Linked DNA regions of Mus musculus: regions 2 and 3 are each linked to region 1. A link is a loop called in an ENCODE intact Hi-C map of the cell type or tissue named here. Cell type or tissue: left cerebral cortex. All regions are shown on one strand. Each heading gives the region's core, and the rest is flanking DNA. Links, peaks and the distances in the headings are about the cores only.

Region 1 (5,765 bases), core at 210-5,209:
GTTTGGCTATGGTTGCTGCCTTGCAGGGGACTACAGTACAAGCAATGCTTTCATAGCGCCAAGGTTATAAGGAATATTTTAAGTATAAATCATCTTAGGAAAGACTGTCCAAAAATTAGAGGCATAGACAGACAGTAGAATTGCTCCCCTGGAACCTGTCCTCACTGCAGGAGGGGTTATCAATATGCTCAGACTAAGAAATATTTACATTTGAGATAATGCAAAGCTCAGAGCAGCTTCAGCCAGGCTTGTGTGGCATTTCTTTTATTTTGCAAACCCTGCTTAGGGAAGTTTTGGGGGCCTCACCTCGCCTCCACCTCCAGGAATTATTTTTAAGCCAAAACAACATTATTACAGACCAATCCAGGTGTTGTTCAAAATAAAGTTTAAACTTACGATTTATGAAAGGTCATTGAGGCTGTGTAACTTCTGAAGGCATTGCAATCCGGCCTGCCTACTCCATGTAGAATTATGAATTTGGAAGGTTGTTTTTTTCCCTCTGTATCCTGATAATTATAAAGGGTTTGCTTCTAGGGAGCTTGTAATCACTGGAAAGTTTTGCGTCTAGGAATGGCGAATAGCCTTACATTATATTTTTAAAAAAATTGCCTAGAAGCTAGGACTGTGAATCTTTCAGTGTATATTGTTTATTATATGGAGAATATTTATTAGCTGATCACTCTGGTGGGATGTTACTACAAACCTTTGCTCTTATACAACGAGCTTTAAAGTTTGGGGGAATAGTTGTTGCTCCAGAAAAGATTCAGAAGAAATATCTTTCTCAATACTTGGGGCCTCAGTTATATCCTAGAAAAATTGTGGTACAGAAAATTCAAGAAAGAAAAGATGATTTGCTTACTTCAAATTATTTTCATAAGGCTCCAGGAGATGTTAATTGGCTAAGACCTCACCTTCAGCTCCCCACAGGAGGACTTAAGCCTTTGTGGGATGTTGTCAAGGGAGATGCAAATTAACTGGTGAGAGGCAGGATAGCTTTGCAGAAAGTAGAGGAAGATTCTGTTATCAATTGTTAGCTGCTTATTCTAGTTATTGTTACTCAATGTGCCCACAGCAATTCTTTGGCAAAAGAGAGCATTAATGTGGATTCACCTTTCTTCACCTCCAAGTAAAGTTTTAAAATCCTATTATGAAGCCATTGTGGGGTTAATAAAGAATTGTAGGATAGAATCATGAAAATATTTTGGAGAGAATGTCTTAAAAAACCCGATGAGACATCTATTCCTTGTTTCAAATAGCAATTAAATTGGTTATTAAAGAATATTGAGGGCTGGTGAGATGGCTCAGTGGGTAAGAGCACCCGACTGCTCTTCCGAAGGTCAGGAGTTCAAATCCCAGCAACCACATGGTGGCTCACAACCATCTTCATAACGAGATCTGACTCCCTCTTCTGGAGTGTCTGAGGACAGCTACAGTTTACTTACATATAATAAATAAATAAATAAATCTTTAAAAAAAAAAGAATATTGATATTTGGCCTACTGCATAGCAAACTTTTTAGGTAAAATTGGCAATCATTATCCAAAAGACAAGTTGTTAAATTTTTCTTGTATGCATGCTTTTGTAGTCCCTGTAAATGTATGCATGTATCCCATAAAGAATGTATCTACTGTATTTATAAACAGCCCTTCTGTGGGAGAGAAGTATACGTGATTGGGTCACATGTTTATTCTCATGATTTTCGAGTTTCCCTCTACTTCAGCACAGATAATTGAACTACGTGCTATAGTCAGTGTTTTCAAAGTGTTGAAAACTCAAGCTTTTAATTTGTATACTGATTATGTGTATATATATATATATATATATATATATATATATATATATATATATGGGCTTACAATTGCTTGAAATTGTTCCTTTTTTTAGATACTGCTAATTCTCAAAGTTTGCAATTGTTTATGCATATACAACTCAAGTTAAGAGAAAGTACTGTTCCTTTAAAGGACTGCCTTTGGACATTTAAGAACTCATCCTGGACTGCCTGGACAAGACCCCTGAAGGCAGTGCCACAGCAGATTTGTACCCCAGGCAGATTATAAGCCTTACACAAGAACAATTGGCCATATAATCTCGTTCTTTCCTCATCAAACTAGTAATGGCTTGAGATGATAATTTGGTATTTTTGTTGAATGTGCACGTCAAATTGTAAAGACGTTCTCAGTCTCCTCAATTCCTACATGTACCACATAATGGTGTTAATTCCCAAGGACTTATACTTAATCAATTACTGCAAATAGATACTCATATTTCTGACTTTAGAAAAATAAAATATGCACATGTGACTATTGACACCTTTTCAGGCTTTCTAGATGCAACTGTTTTAACAGGAGAAGCAACTAAAACTGTAATTAGCCATTGCCTGCATTATTTTTCTATGCTTGGTGTTCCAAATCATACTAAAACAGATAATGGAACTGGCTGTTCAGTCAAGCATTTGACATGTTTTGTCAACAGTTTAATGTTACCCATATTACTGGGCTTCCTTACGATTCTCAAGGACGAGGTATTGTGGAACTTTTTCAAGTGTTCGTTTTATCCGAAAAGGCTGTGGAAGGGCCGGCAAAGTGGATGCCATGACCAACACCTGCCACTAGGTGGTGCTCAGATGCCGGCCCAGGCTGGTAATAGGAGAGTTTTTCCTAGAGATAGGGAAAACCTGTGGAGTCGCTGGCCTTGCCTCCTCCCTGGACTGGCCACAGGTCATTATGACCAACTAACACTGGGCTAAAATAGCCTCTGTCTCTAGCCCCGAGGAAGGCGTGTTACTGAAGGAAACGTCTGAGACAATCCCAAAGCAAACAGACACACAGGTGGGGTCTCGAGCAGTCCCTGACCACTAGGGATTATTTGTACATGAGAAGTCGTTTGCGGAACAGTGGCCAAATATTTGCTGAATGCTTTCCAGAGCACTGAGGACAGGAAGGTGGCCAGAGGTGTAGTGACGAGAGGTCAGTGGGCACTGGAGGAATGCAGGGGTGGGGCATGGGGGAAGGGAGAAACAGTGTGTGGAGAAGGACTTGACTGACAGGTCAGACAGCCATAGAGGAACCTGGGGCAAAGGCCTTGTGATGGGAGGGAGCAGATCGACTCCCAGCTCACCGGACTAGGAGTCGTGATGAGAGATGAGGCTGGTGCCCTTTAAGGGTTCTCAGCAAAGGAAGAAATACTCAGGAGGCACGACAAGCCTTAGACCAATCTCATACAGTGTCTCTGGAAGCAGGACCGGAGAGCGCAGAGCGGGGCCTGGCTGCCGCGGGCCCCACATTGACTTCACGGTGCTTCACTTGGAACGGCCTTGCCAGGCCCAGCCCTAGAGGTTACTGGGCCCCAGTGACTGATAGTGACCTGTAGTGCACCCAGGACTGTGCACGGTGTATACAGTCAGTCTCTGGATGTAAAAATGAACAGCCAGGGCGGTGCGTGCTTGCATACAAATGCAGAGGAGTAGGACGCTGGAATCAGAGGTGGCTCCGATGTTCTTAGCTCTGCAAGTCTTTTTGAACTCTGGCTTGGCAGTTTAAGATGTTTTAGGGATGAAGCCTGTCTCCAGAAGTACAGTGTGCGGGGGAGGGGTTAGTATCCTCAGTGTAGTTGCATGCACATGGCTGGGGCATCGGGCCAGATTCCTCTTGGGTGCATTGGCTTTAGCTTGGACACAGGAGCCTTGAGATGGAGATCCTTGGACACAGGCCCATGGAAGAGACACTGAAGTGTGGAGGAGGGCTGGATAAGCCAGCTTCCTGATAACGACCCTCAGTTCACAGACTTATGCAATTTCTCTCCTGTAAAAGCGGTTGAGGTCTCCACCTTGCAGCGTTAGTGATCGTAAGAGGCTGTGCGTGTGCAGACGCCCAGCCCAGAACTCTGCAGCCATCCTTCCAGGCTCCGACTGCATCTGCTGACCCAGGGCGAGCCGCCCGGTTCCCTCGGTTGCTCTGTGGCTCACGGCCTGCAGGGGGCAGCAGTGGGATGCAGTCTCAGCCGGGCCTCTCTCCCAGCCTGGCTGCTCGGCTTTCCCTACAGTCTGGAATTGCAAAGTTCCCTTTTGTGCCACAATGCATACTGCTTGGGTCGATTTGTTTTTAAATGGATGATGTTTGAGGTTCCTTTATGAAGGCTCTTCACATCTGGCATTCAAAGAAAATAATCAGTTAGACTATCAGCCGATAGCAGCTCGGATGAAATTTGGGCCTACTTTCCAGTCAAACAGCGCCTCCCGGCTCCACAGGCTCCTGCCCGCTCCCTCCATCTCTTCTTGTGACCTTTTATCTCTGCGGGAGCCCAGACTAGAAAGAGGGTTCTGGGAATGTGGTGTGTTTCTCATTAAGTTTCTGCCGCATAAAAGTCATGTGACTCAAAGCTCCCCCCCCCACTTCTTCACCCCACGAATCTACAATAACTCCCCATGTTTAGATTTGATTTGACTCGAGATGACTGTAAACACATAATCTCGTTGATCTGAAATTAGAAAAATCTAAAATCCAAAACCAGTTTTCAGTCGCTGGCGGTTTTTTTGGGGGGTGGGGGTGAAACAGAGGAAGACCACCCCTCCCTGCCCCCACGAAAAGAAATCAGTCCGCCAAAGCCCGAGCGGCCCCTTGTCCCGTTCCCTCCCCCTTTCTTCCCACATCTTTAAATATCTTTCTTTGAAAGGTGAAGCTATGACTGTAAGATTGTATTGCGGGGTGGCCCCAGGCTTCTGAGGGATAGAACCCGGGGGCTGGGAGGGAAGCCTTAAGGAGGGTCCACCACCTTTAACAGCTGCTCCTAGTCACTGCTTCTGTGGGAAGTGACACATTCTGACTCTAGTGGCCTGTGGCTACGAAGGTGTGTGTGTGTGTGTGTGTGTGTGTGTGTGTGTGTGTGTGTGTGTGTGTATGGTGGGGGGCGGGGGGATCATAAGTCTCAGCAACTGTTAGCGATCTCCTTTCCAGAGGTCAGGCTGGAAGCTCTGTCCTGCCCGTGAACGAATAACCACTACTTGGGGCGGCTGGTGGCCCAAAATAGACACGGAACTTCCTACCTAAGGCAAAGGCCTGTGTGGACACGAAGAGCCCCACCTGTACAGGTGAGCTTCCTAGCTGGTGCTGATGGGTGGGAGGGGCCCCGCTCACAGATGCCCTAGAGCTCAGCACAGACTGCTCCTCTCTAAGCCTCTCACCTCGATCCTGAGCAGCTGAGCACCCCCAGCCCCCGTCCCCGTCCCCGTCCCCGCCCCCATTCCTGCTTTGCCTTTAGATTGAGCTGGTCCTCAGGTGGCTGTCTCAACCCTGCCTTTTGCCTTTCCCCTGTCTTTTGTCTTTCCTCAACATCCTGGGGTAGCTCTTCACTCTTTTTCCCAGTATTTATTGTAGCCCTTGGGTTCCTGCTCTGCTCCCCTCCATTTGGGCTTCAGTTCTGGATGGTGGGGCGGAGTGTGGTCTCCAACTGCAGTTCCCAGGAGACACTGAGCAAGTCCTTCCTATCCTGTGTGCTGGTTCTTGCCTTTGTGATTGCAAGTGGATCTGAGGTCTGCGGAACTCCTTTCTGTTAGAGGATCTGTAGCCAGGGTCAGAAGACTCCTTGCTCCAAAAAGGCTTTTTTGTTGTTGTTTTTTAATTACTCTTATTTATTTATGAATTTATTTATAGATGAGTATATGATTGTCACAGTGTATCTGTAGAGTTCAAAGGTCAGTTAATAGAAGTCAGTCCTCCCCTTCCACCAAGAGGCTTCTAGGGGCCAAACAGCCTTGGCAGCAGTCTCCT
Region 2 (5,765 bases), core at 364-5,363, 610 kb after region 1:
AGGAATTAAATTCCCAGCATCCACATGGCAGCTCACAACTGTCTGTAAGAGCAGCCCCAGGGAGATCTGGCGCCCTCTTCTGTCCTCTTCATGCACTGCAAGCACATGGTGTATATGCATATATACAGCAAAACAGCCCAACACATAAAACAGTCAGTTCTTTTTTTAAAAAGGAACAAATGGAGGGCGTGAATGGACAGTAACAAGGAGGAAAACATGTTCCTATTAACGGAGGTACAATCACAAAGCAGAGTAGAGAGGTGAGATGGGTGAGCCGCTCTCACACCTGCCTGCCTGCACGTCACGTGACCCCTGAAGGGGCCCTCTGCGCTCATGCCACACGGGCTCACACACATACAGGAAAGAAGGCGATGTCAGAGCCCAGCTGCTGCCCTGGCCACAGCACTTCCCCTCACAGACAGACAGCACAGGCTCCTACTGAGACAACACCAAGGGGCACTGGTGGCCACACATGCTGCCTCCAGCCCCCTTTTCCCTACCTGGAAATCTGAGAGCCCCGCAGCAGGCTTGTGCTATCAAGCCTCCCCACCCTCAGAACCAGATGGGAAGAGACCCACTCTGTCATGTGGGTCCTAATTCCTCTCCTCAAAGCCACAGCTATGTCTCTGGTGCTAGGGCTAAACTGTTCTCAGAGTGTCAACACACTGCTGTCTGTCTGCCTGTCTGTCTGTCTGTCTGCCCATGCCATTAATAACTTCTAATAAACTCCAAACCCCCAGCAGTCTGTCTCAGGGTCCTCTTGAATTCACATCTGAGACCACATAGCAAAATAAATAATAAAAACACCTTTTGAACACTGTGTAGTGCTGAACCTTGCCATGTAAATGAAGAGACTGGCTGTGTTGAAATCCCTTTGCCCATTTCCAGGCAAAATAATTTAAATGTCCTCCTATTGGGATTATTTAATGTTAGATAAATCTGATAGACTCATGACAGAGCTGGTAAAAAGAAAAAAGAAAAAGAAAAAAAAAGAAAGAAGTTTCAAAGACCAAAATGGGGCAGACAGACAGAGAGAGAAAAAATAGGAAACCAGGCAACTTAGCACACACAGCAAGCTTTAACTCAGGTGAATGGTGGTGAATCTTGGTGACTGACTTTGAAATGGCTTCTGAAAGGGAACCAGAGACAAACCCCAGGGCTTGTCCTTAGTGTGCTATCAAATGGACCGTCCACATCAAGATGTCCATAAGAAAAGGGCCAGTGTGTAAGAGAGGGCACCAAGAAACAAGGGCTCTTCGGTGTTAAAGGAAACAGTGAGGAAATGTCCGTCTGTCTGCTGTCTGTCATCGTCCCTCCCCACCCCCCTGAGAATATAACCAAACAGGAGTCAACAGCAAATGCACATGCACACTTAGAACCTCTCCCTCCATGACCGGGACTGAGCCAGGGACAAGGGACAGTGAGGCTGGCCGGTTCCTGGGGTCAGAGGCTCAGATCTCCAGAGCCTCCCTCAGCCCACATGGGAGTCACCAAAAATTCACAAAACCACATCCTGTCTTAAGGTGTGATAATGTGCACTGTAGCCAGCTGTCTGGTGATCCCGGGCTCCTAGGGCACTGTGCTGGGCTCATTTGGCCCACGTAGTAGGACCATGAGTTTTCAAATCTGTAAGTGCCTGCATCTACTTCCAAGGAGTCTGTCCTAGTCTGGGAACATCCTTGACAGAATTGTTCTGAGTACCCAGAACTCTAACAAGCCACCAAAGTGAAGAAACACTGGCCTGGAAGTTGAGGCAGCTGGAAATGCTGGGCTGCCCCTGGGTGCAGCCTTCTGTGCCACCCTCAGACGCATCCTACAGAAGTGGGCCTGGGGGGCACCAGCCTGAAGGGCTCTGAAGGGCCCAGCCTTTTCAGGCCAGAGATGAAGTGGGAGATACTGACAGTAAACTTCCCGGTTGCCTCCCTGTCAGGTCTCCTGCTGTGCCTACCCAGAAGGACCCTGGATTGTCTGGTCACACACAGGACACCAATCTGTCCCATTGTGTTGGTGATGCTCTGCTAGCTGCACCTGAGCCGGACTCTGCCACATGGCAGACAGTGAGAGGCAGACCTTGAAAAGGCTCATGTTGTGTGGCACTGGCAGTAACCTCAAGAGACCCACAGTATGGAGTACACAAGAATCTTCCTTCCAAATAAAGGGAGGTGGCTGGAGAGATGGCTCAGTGGTTAAAAACACTTGTTGCTTTTGCAGAGGACCCAGGTTTGGTTCTCAGCACCCACATCAGGTGGCTCATAGCTACCTGTAACTCCAGTCCATGGAATCTGATGCCCTCTTCTGGCCTAAGATGGCATTGCATGCAGGTGGTCCACATACAAACAGGGAGATGAACACACAAATAAAACTAAATAACAAAAAAATTTAAAGTAAAAGAACTTATTGCACCATGTACTGCCTACCACAATACGGATGTCCAACCCTTTGGGTTTTGGAGACCCCACCCCATCCGCCTGCTGATCACTGATGAGTGCCAAGATGCTACTAGAACTGACTTCCGACAAGGGATATATTGCATATGGCCTGTGGAGAGTTCTAATGTCAGGAGCCAGCCCAGGCCTTGTCAATCATCCTTCCACAGCCCTTCTCCATGTGGCAATCAGAAGCAAGCTGCATGGTTGACACTGGGATAAAATGAAATGCAGCAATGCACTGGCCGTTACTATTATGTATAATATATAATGGTATATATACTGTTACATAACAAGGGGCAGGGTGCAGCATATAATATGTAATGGTATATATACTGTTACATAACAAGGGACAGGGTGCAGCATATAATATGTAATGGTATAAATACTGTTGTATAACATGGGGCAGGGTGCAGCATGTAATATATAATAGTATATACACTGTTATATAACATGGGGCAAGGTGCAGCAGTGACCTCTGCACAGCTGGAATGGTGTGGGAGTCCAGGACACAGCTCATAAGCATGCCACTCACCTCAAGTGCCCAGGAACTGGGTCGATCCAAGCACCAATTACAGATAATTGTTTTTCAAAAATAATGTATTCATAAAACCAAGCCAAGCAGAGTACCTCTCTGCCTGTGTGCATGGAGGTTGCATCTTGGCTAACCTCCCACAAGGGGGCCCTCAAAGACCATGGAGAGAGGAATCCTTGAGACCCACAACCTTGGAATAACACACATATATTACATTAGACAGAAATGGACTGTGGGACAGAGCCGTGCCAGTGGGTCAGAAGCTTACAGCAGACCTGCATTTGAATATTTAAATAGACAGCAAATGGAAGCAGGGTGGATGGAGCTCTTCAATGAGAACACATTGTCCAGACTCCAGTGCTTCCCCTGAGTGGCCACCAGAGGGCAGGCGTGGTCATGAGGAGCCTGGGCTGCCTCTGTGAGATGGGAAACAAGTCTGTGCTCAGCAGCACTGGCCTCTCTGCTCATGCTCCCTGGAAACTGCCTCTGTTGAGTGTCTAACTGACACTCAAGAGCCAAGGCCACCAAGAGCAGAGGCCACCCAGAACCTCTGGGGCTCCACTGGGCCAGCAGGTAGCAGGCTAATGACATCAGAGCCCTCTGTTGCTGGAGGGAACAAATGGATCAGACAACTGTGCTGGTAGAGTTTAAGCCAGTTCTGTCATCCAGATGGCCATCTCCACTATTCCCATCCCACCACACCCCCCAATGGACCAGGAAGTAATTGCAATCCACCTCCACGCAGCCCCCAGCGGCCCTCAGTGCACTGCCCTGGCAGGTCAGTCTCATTCCCACCGCACCATGGCTGGGAGGCTCTGACTAAGATGGTCCCCTTCAGGAACGTTTGCTTCCTGGCTTCTCCCTTATCAGCCCGAGAGCCACAGAAAGGGAAGGGTGGTGTCCACCTGCACCTGCGCCGCGTCCGGCCTTTCTTGCTAGGAACACTTGCTCCATGCACTCCGCCTAACTGAGAATGGGTTCCTTTGCTTTGAATGACTGAGGTTTTTCACAACTCCCCAAAGTATTGGTTTTACCATTTTAATTTCAGTTAGCTCTCCTCAAGTCAAAGAGGACTGGCAAGATGGCTCAGCGGCTACTAGGTCTGATGAGCTGCACTAGATCCCCAGTAGTGGAGAGAGCTAACTCCAGCAAGTTTTCCTCTGACCTCCATACCTGTGAACCCACACAGATACACACATGCACGTGTGTGCACATACATGCGTGTGTGCATGTGTGTGTGTCTGTGTGCATGTGTGTGTGTGCGCGTGCATGCGTGTGAAAATGTTGGAGTCCCCAAGGACAACGTATCCATGTGTCATGTCCACACTGCAGGCCTGGCCTCTGGTCCCCCCTTCCTGACCACACATGGAGCCTCACACCCTGCAGAGCCCAGCAGGGAGCCATTTCTACTGCTGCATCGGCTGCCTTATGCCAGGGCAGGACCCTGTGGCCAAAAAAGACACAGAACCTTCTGCCTTTCCTCCCCCTCTCCCCAGACACGGAACCTTCTGCCTTTCCTCCCTCTCTCCCCAGACACGGAACCTTCTGCCTTTCCTCCCCCTCTCCCCAGACACAGAACCTTCTGCCTTTCCTCCCTCGCTCCCCAGACACGGAACCTTCTGCCTTTCCTCCCTCTCTCCCCAGACATGGAACCGTCGGCCTTTCCTCCCCCTCTCCCCAGACATGGAACCGTCGACCTTTCCTCCCCCTCTCCCCAGACACGGAACCGTCGGCCTTTCCTCCCTCTCTCCCCAGCACACAGAGAACTTGAGGAGGATGGAGGGAAATCTATTGCCTCACCCAGATTCCAGGCTGCCACAGGGCTGTGGAGAGCCCTACGGGGGTATAAATGATACGTATTTATTTTACATCTATTTACTATATATCAGGGGTGCACATACAAGTGCAAGTGTACAAGTGTACAAGTGGGGGCCAAAGGACAACTTTCAGGAATCAGCTCTCTCTTTCCACTACACGGGTCCTGGGCATTAAACTCGGGTTGTCAGTCTTGGTAGCAAGCACCTCTTCCTGCTCAGCCATCTTGCCTACCCCAGTGATACTCGTGGGAACAGCACACACCTGCTCATCCGAGAAATGTTTCTCAATGAAGCCAAGTTAACTTTGTCATGTTATTAAAGCTGGGTCTCTTGGATATTGTAATCATCTAAAAATTACAGCACAAAGACCCTCACATGAATACTACAATTCTGAGCCTATGAAAATAGAGAGCAAGAGAGCCTTATTACCCACTTGTTAGCATATTCTTAAAGACTGGACCTTCAACTCTCCCTCAAACAGTGGCACTACAAAAGAGGCTTGTTTTAAATTGCATTTTTTTTTCTGCTTCAGGAACCTGCTCTTACAGTGCCTGGGCAGATCCTTCAATCCCCAAGTCTCTCTCTGCATTTCTTCATCTAATAGAGCATTGAATACAATGGCTGGCGAGGCTCTGGAGACACTGCATTCAGACTCCCACGCCTTCCGATGCTCTGAGAACGGAGTCCAGGTGCCCGCCTGCCCAAGCAACCGTGGACAGCAGAGTCGGGCAGAGCCACAAACACAGGAGAGGAACTCACGGTTCACGTGAGAAGTTAGAAAGTGCATCCTGTAAAAATTACCTGCTGTGAGATATTTAGCAAAAAGTGACTCTGGATGTGGCAGTCCCCCGGTGACAGGAACACTGGGGCTCAACACAGACAGACCAAGAATGTTTGTGTACATAAACAAAAATGTGATGATTCAATTCTTACTTATCATTTCCCAGAAAATCCAAAAAGAAGGTCAGAAGTCTCATGAGTATTGAA
Region 3 (5,765 bases), core at 364-5,363, 640 kb after region 1:
AAGAAGCAGCAGGGAAACAGTAGGAGCAGCAGGGAGACAGAGGAGAAGCAGCAGCTGGAAGACAGAGGAGAAGGAACAGCAGGGAGACAGTGGAGAAGCAGGGAGACCGGAGAAGAAGCAGCAGGGAAACAGTAGGAGCAGCAGGGAGACAGAGGAGAAGCAGCAGCTGGGAGACAGAGGAGAAGGAGCAGCAGGGAGACAGAGGAGAAGCAGGGAGACAGGAGAAGAAGCAGCAGGGAAAGTGTAGGAGCAGCAGGGAGACAGAGGAGAAGCAGGGAGACAGGAGAAGAAGCAGCAGGGAAACAGTAGGAGCAGCAGGGAGACAGAAGAGAAGCAGCAGCTGGGAGACAGAGGAGAAGGAGCAGCAGGGAGACAGAGGAGAAGCAGGGAGACAGGAGAAGAAGCAGCAGGGAAACAGTAGGAGCAGCAGGGAGACAGGAGAAGAAGCAGCAAGGAAACAGAAGGAGCAGCAGGGAGACAGAGGAGAAACAGCAGCTGGGAGACAGAGGAGAAGGAGCAGCAGGGAGACAGAGGAGAAGCAGGGAGACAGGAGAAGAAGCAGCAGCGAAACAGTAGGAGCAGCAGGGAGACAGAGGAGAAGCAGCAGCTGGGAGACAGAGGAGAAGCAGCAGCTGGGAGACAGAGGAGAAGCAGGGAGACAGGAGAAGAAGCAGCAGGGAAACAGTAGGAGCAGCAGGGAGACAGAGGAGAAGCAGGGAGACAGGAGAAGCAGCAGCAGGGAAACAGTAGGAGCAGCAGGGAGACAGAGGAGAAGCAGCAGCTGGGAGACAGAGGAGAAGGAGCAGCAGGGAGACAGAGGAGAAGCAGGGAGACAGGAGAAGAAGCAGCAGGGAAACAGTAGGAGCAGCAGGGAGACAGAGGAGAAGCAGCAGCTGGGAGACAGAGGAGAAGGAGCAGCAGGGAGACAGAGGAGAAGCAGGGAGACAGGAGAAGAAGCCGCAGGGAAACAGTAGGAGCAGCAGGGAGACAGAGGAGAAGCAGCAGCTGGGAGACAGAGGAGAAGGAGCAGCAGGGAGACAGCAGCTGGAAGACAGAGGAGAAGGAGCAGCAGGGAGACAGGAGAAGAAGCAGCAGGGAAACAGTAGGAGCAGCAGGGAGACAGAGGAGAAGCAGCAGCTGGGAGACAGAGGAGAAGGAACAGCAGGGAGACAGAGGAGAAGCAGGGAGACAGGAGAAGAAGCAGCAGGGAAACAGTAGGAGCAGCAGGGAGACAGAGGAGAAGCAGCAGCTGGGAGACAGAGGAGAAGGAACAGCAGGGAGACAGTGGAGAAGCAGGGAGACCGGAGAAGAAGCAGCAGGGAAACAGTAGGAGCAGCAGGGAGACAGAGGAGAAGCAGCAGCTGGGAGACAGAGGAGAAGGAGCAGCAGGGAGACAGAGGAGAAGCAGGGAGACAGGAGAAGAAGCAGCAGGGAAAGTGTAGGAGCAGCAGGGAGACAGAGGAGAAGCAGCAGCTGGGAGACAGAGGAGAAGGACCAGCAGGGAGACAAAGGAGAAGCAGGGAGACAGAGGAGAAGCAGCAGCAGGGAGAAGGGATCAAAGGTTGGCCAAGAACTGACCATGACTGAGAGAACAGCGCCAGCCTACACACCTGACTCTTATGTTTGACATCTTCCAGTGTAGAAAAACGTCAGTGAAAGGGTTAGCCTGGGCCGTTGGTTTAGAGGCTCACAGTCACATACATTTTCAGCATCCTAAGGCATCCACTGCTTTCCTGGGACTAAACCCATGGAAGGCACCCCAGGACTGAGAGCTGTTACACATGAGACCCCCAAGGACTCACCCTGTCAGCATATTAAACAGTTGTATTCTGAGGAAATTCAATTAAAACACCAAAGAAAAATGCTCGTACATTCACAGTGGAAGCTCGGCCAGCGCTGTGCTGGCAGCAAAGATGAGGTAAGAGGAAGCCAGGTAGGTCAGAGCGAGTTCTAGAGACCTGACCCAGGAGTTCTAAGTCTGAGGTCCAGCAGCAGCATCCCCACAAATCACACCAGCCGCCGTCTGCCCTTTTCTAGAAAGGCCGCCAGGAATTAACCTTCAAATGGAAACTGTGACCAGTGCAACTGCCAGATGATACTGAGGAGAAACTTCCAGACACTGTGAGAAGACAAAACCCGTACCTGTAGCCGGGCGTGGTGGTGTACACCTTTAATCCCAGCACTTGGGAGGCAGAGGCAGGCGGATTTCTGAGTTCGAGGCCAGCCTGGTCTACAGAGTGAGTTCCAGGACAGCCAGGGCTATACAGAGAAACCCTGTCTCCAAAAACCAAAAACCAAAAAAAAAAAAAAAAAAAAAAAAAAAAACCAAAACAAAAACAAACAAACACCCCGTACCTGTGCCTGCCAAGCCAGAGGCCACCAGGCTGAAGACAGACTGCCAAATCTACCACGTTTTCTTCAGTGTTTGACTGCCACCTAGTGGCTATTGAAATTGACATAGCCAATTTCTTATAACAAAAGTATTTTAAAGTACATGAAAGAAATAAAATTTAAAATGTACACAGAACCTGGCATAATGGCACAAATCTTTAATCCCTGCACTTGGAAGGAGAAGGCAGGCAGATCTCTGTGAGTTCGAGGCCAGCCTCGTCTACATAGAAGCTCCAGGTGAGCCAGGGATACATAGAGAGACTGTCTTTTTTTTTTTTTTTAAAGTACAGGTACACACACACACACACACACACACACACACACACACAATTCACAATTTCTTTCTGTCAAGTTCAGGACTATAATCAGACAAGTTAACTTTGTCATGTTATTAAAGCTGTGTCTCTTGGATATTGTAATCATCTAAAAATTACAGCACAAAGACCCTCCCATGAACACTACCATTCTGAGCCTGTGAAAGTAGAGAGCAAGAGAGCCTTAGAAACAGCTCCTTAGGGAAGCTGTTCCCTAGAAACAGCTGATCTGCAGGGCACATGGCAGGTCAGGAGCACTGAGGTTTCCTGGGTTGTCTCTGACAACTGGGGACAGCTGTGTCACAGTGACCAGGTATGGAGTGTGCTCAGCCTGACCTTGTAACACATTGTAACTGCATACAGTATTTTTTATTTTTGCCAAAGTTGTAAAATATGGGGGGAGGAGAGACAGCTCAATGAGAAAATTATCTGCTACACAAGGGTGTGGACCCGAGATCAGATCCATAACACCCACATAAGAGTTAAACACAGTCACGCATTTCTGCGACCCTAGCACTGGAGGTACAAAGTCAGGCTTGGGTCCTGTCTTAGGTAGGGTGGCCAATGCTGTGAAGAGACCCCATGGCCAAGTGACTCTTATAAAGGAAAACATTTAATTGAGGCTGGCTTATAGTTTCTGATGTTTAGTTCGCTATTGTCATGGCAGGAAACATGGCAGTTTCCGGGCAGACTTGGGGCTGGAGGAGTAGAGAGGTAGGTCTATATCTTGATCCTAAGGCAGCCAGGAGGAGACCATCTTCCACACTGGGCGGAGCCTGAGCATAGAAGGCCTCAAAGCCCACGTACATAGGGACACACTTCCTCCAGTAAGGCCACACCTCCTGATAGTGCCACTCTCTATGGCCAAGCATTCAAACACATGAATCTATGGGGCCAAACCTATTCAAACCCCCACAGGTATAAACTCCCAAGCTACTGGCCAACCGGTCCAGACAGTCAGTGAGAGACCCCCGTCTGCGAAGGTAAGGTAGGGCGGGACAGTGGAAGATACAGGACATCAACCCCTGGCCCTTACACACACACACATGTGTACATAACATGTACATGTACAAACACATACACTACACACAAAAATAAAGTTGTAAAACAGGAAGTGAGAAAAACAGTGTTTCCCAGGTCCCTGCATCTCATCCTAATAAACGCAGAAAAGCAAAGCTGCAGAGCTGAAGGAGGAGGAGCCTGGGGCGCAGCCTGCACCTCGGGGGCGTGGCCTAAGCCTGGGGGAGTGGCCACAGTGTGGCCCAGGAACTGATGGCCAAGGGCTTCTCATAGGCAATGGCAAGAGCAAGCACTGAGATGACAAGCCACGTGTATGGAGGAGGAGTGAGGCAAGCCCATCACAGGGGTGATGATGGCCAGGTCCCAGGTGACTCAAGATGTTCCCTGAACAGACCCCAGGGAATCCCTTCAGTGGGGAACTTCTGATAACCAAGACCCAGGAAGTCCCTAGCACAAGACTCCATGGGAATAAAGGAAGCTTCCTAGTTTCCCCCAATCATGTCACAAGGGGGTCCTCGTCTTCAGATTCCTGTGACATCTACCTGCAGACATCTCAAAGGGGAACTGAGATGTGAGGACGGACCTGGCTGCGGCATCTGTCACCTCACTGATGGCTAGGGTTGATTTGGCTGACCTGGCTGGCAAGGAGGGTGCCCCCTTCCCCTTCCTCCCTCCTGAAGCCTCTGTCAAAGGAGAGGACCTTCCCCATAGAAAAGGACCAGGCTTCAGGCAAGTGTGTGGATAGCTGAGCTCCCAGATGGAACCCTGAAACAAGCTCTCTAGAGGAGCTGGGCCTGTGGGCAAGAGCAGCCACAGCCTCTGGGCACTCCTCGGTACCCAGATGGGTCACTTCATGGTTCTGCCCACTCATGTCCATGACGAGCACTACCCACGAGCTTCACTCCAGCCCAGACTGTGGCTTGTTCTTGTCAGTGCTGCTGGTGCCTCGTGGAGTGAGCATCCCCACTCTATCCATTCTGATAAGTGTGAGGTTGGTACAGACAACACTGCAGGTACACATGCCTCCACAGGCCACGAGTGCACGTGCCTTCACATGCCACGAGGGACCCAGAGCAGGGGGATAGCAGACAGAGGCTATGGGATCGCAGGGAAAGATGTCTTCAGCCCTGGGAGAAATAGCAGGTCTTCCAGAACAGCCACACCCACTTGCATTCCCACCAGCAGTCCGTGGGAGCCACTGCTCCCCAGTGCTCCCCGCAACATTTATAGTTGTGTGGAGTTTTGAGTTCCCACAACATGGTGACTACTGGGCACATCATTCTGGCTTTCATTTGCAGGTCTGTGATGATACAGTAGTTTGAATATTAAACATAGAATTCGGGCTGGTGAGATGGCTCAGTGGGTAAGAGCACCCGACTGCTCTTCCGAAGGTCCGGAGTTCAAATCCCAGCAACCACATGGTGGCTCACAACCATCTGTAACAAGATCTGACACCCTCTTCTGGAGTGTCTGAAGACAGCTACAGTGTACTTACATATAATAAATAAATAAATCTTTAATAAAAACAAAAAAAACAAAAAACAGAATTCATTCTGCCAGCCTTTGCTTTCAAATATTATCATAGCAATTAGCAAATCTGTCAACAGTCATCAAAGTGCAACCAGGAAACAAGGCTAGGTATGGGTATGTCTGTGTAGGTGAGCGATGGCTAGCCTAGGTTGTCCACCTAGCTGGATCTGGTACAAATTATGATATGAGCCTCGAGGAAGATCCGTGAGGGTCTCTCTCAATTAACTGTAGGAAGATCCACCTTAATGACATCTTCCCCAGGCAGCCCAGCCACGAGGCCCTCAAAAAAGCGTTTACTTTTTGCCTGCTCATCCCCATGACCTGCCGGTTCATCCACCCTGTTGCTGCTGCTGCCACCATCCTGGGCTCACATCAGCCACTCTGAGCCTGCCCTGACTGTTAAGTTACATCACAGACTGCACACAGCCGGGGTGTGCACATGGTGGTGACATTCACTGCACAGGCAGAGAGTCGCTGGGTAGCCACATAAGTTCCTTTCTTCTTCCCATT

The links. A loop is a pair of places that touch in the nucleus more often than their neighbours do. Peaks named below come from ENCODE experiments on the same cell type or tissue, not always from the same donor. Only the 100,000 strongest peaks of a DNase experiment are listed, where the experiment ranks them.
Region 2: a loop joins it to region 1, with 4 times the contacts of the local background. A loop is called at or near these places in 12 of 42 quality-filtered maps.
Region 3: a loop joins it to region 1, with 11 times the contacts of the local background. A loop is called at or near these places in 15 of 42 quality-filtered maps.

The regions. Positions count from the first base shown.
Region 1 is chr9:120,599,024-120,604,788 of GRCm38, forward strand. It overlaps Gm34323 (a long non-coding RNA gene), which reads left to right and starts at 2,847. Exons shown (of 3, transcript XR_003948277.1): 1 at 2,847-2,966; 2 at 4,953-5,086. RefSeq lists an enhancer at 2,886-5,510. In left cerebral cortex, for the core only: CTCF peaks have their summits at 2,614 (motif pointing right) and 3,973 (motif pointing right); DNase peaks (open chromatin) are centred at 2,619, 3,616 and 3,980; H3K4me3 peaks cover 258 bases.
Region 2 is chr9:121,212,451-121,218,215 of GRCm38, forward strand. All of the region lies in intron 17 of Ulk4 (unc-51-like kinase 4), which reads right to left. Among named protein-coding and RNA genes, the nearest start is that of Gm34735, 55 kb to the right of the region's middle. In left cerebral cortex, for the core only: CTCF peaks have their summits at 2,332 (motif pointing left) and 3,325 (motif pointing right); DNase peaks (open chromatin) are centred at 3,341 and 4,523.
Region 3 is chr9:121,238,042-121,243,806 of GRCm38, forward strand. All of the region lies in intron 17 of Ulk4 (unc-51-like kinase 4), which reads right to left. Among named protein-coding and RNA genes, the nearest start is that of Gm34735, 29 kb to the right of the region's middle. In left cerebral cortex, for the core only: a CTCF peak has its summit at 2,442 (motif pointing left); a DNase peak (open chromatin) is centred at 2,430.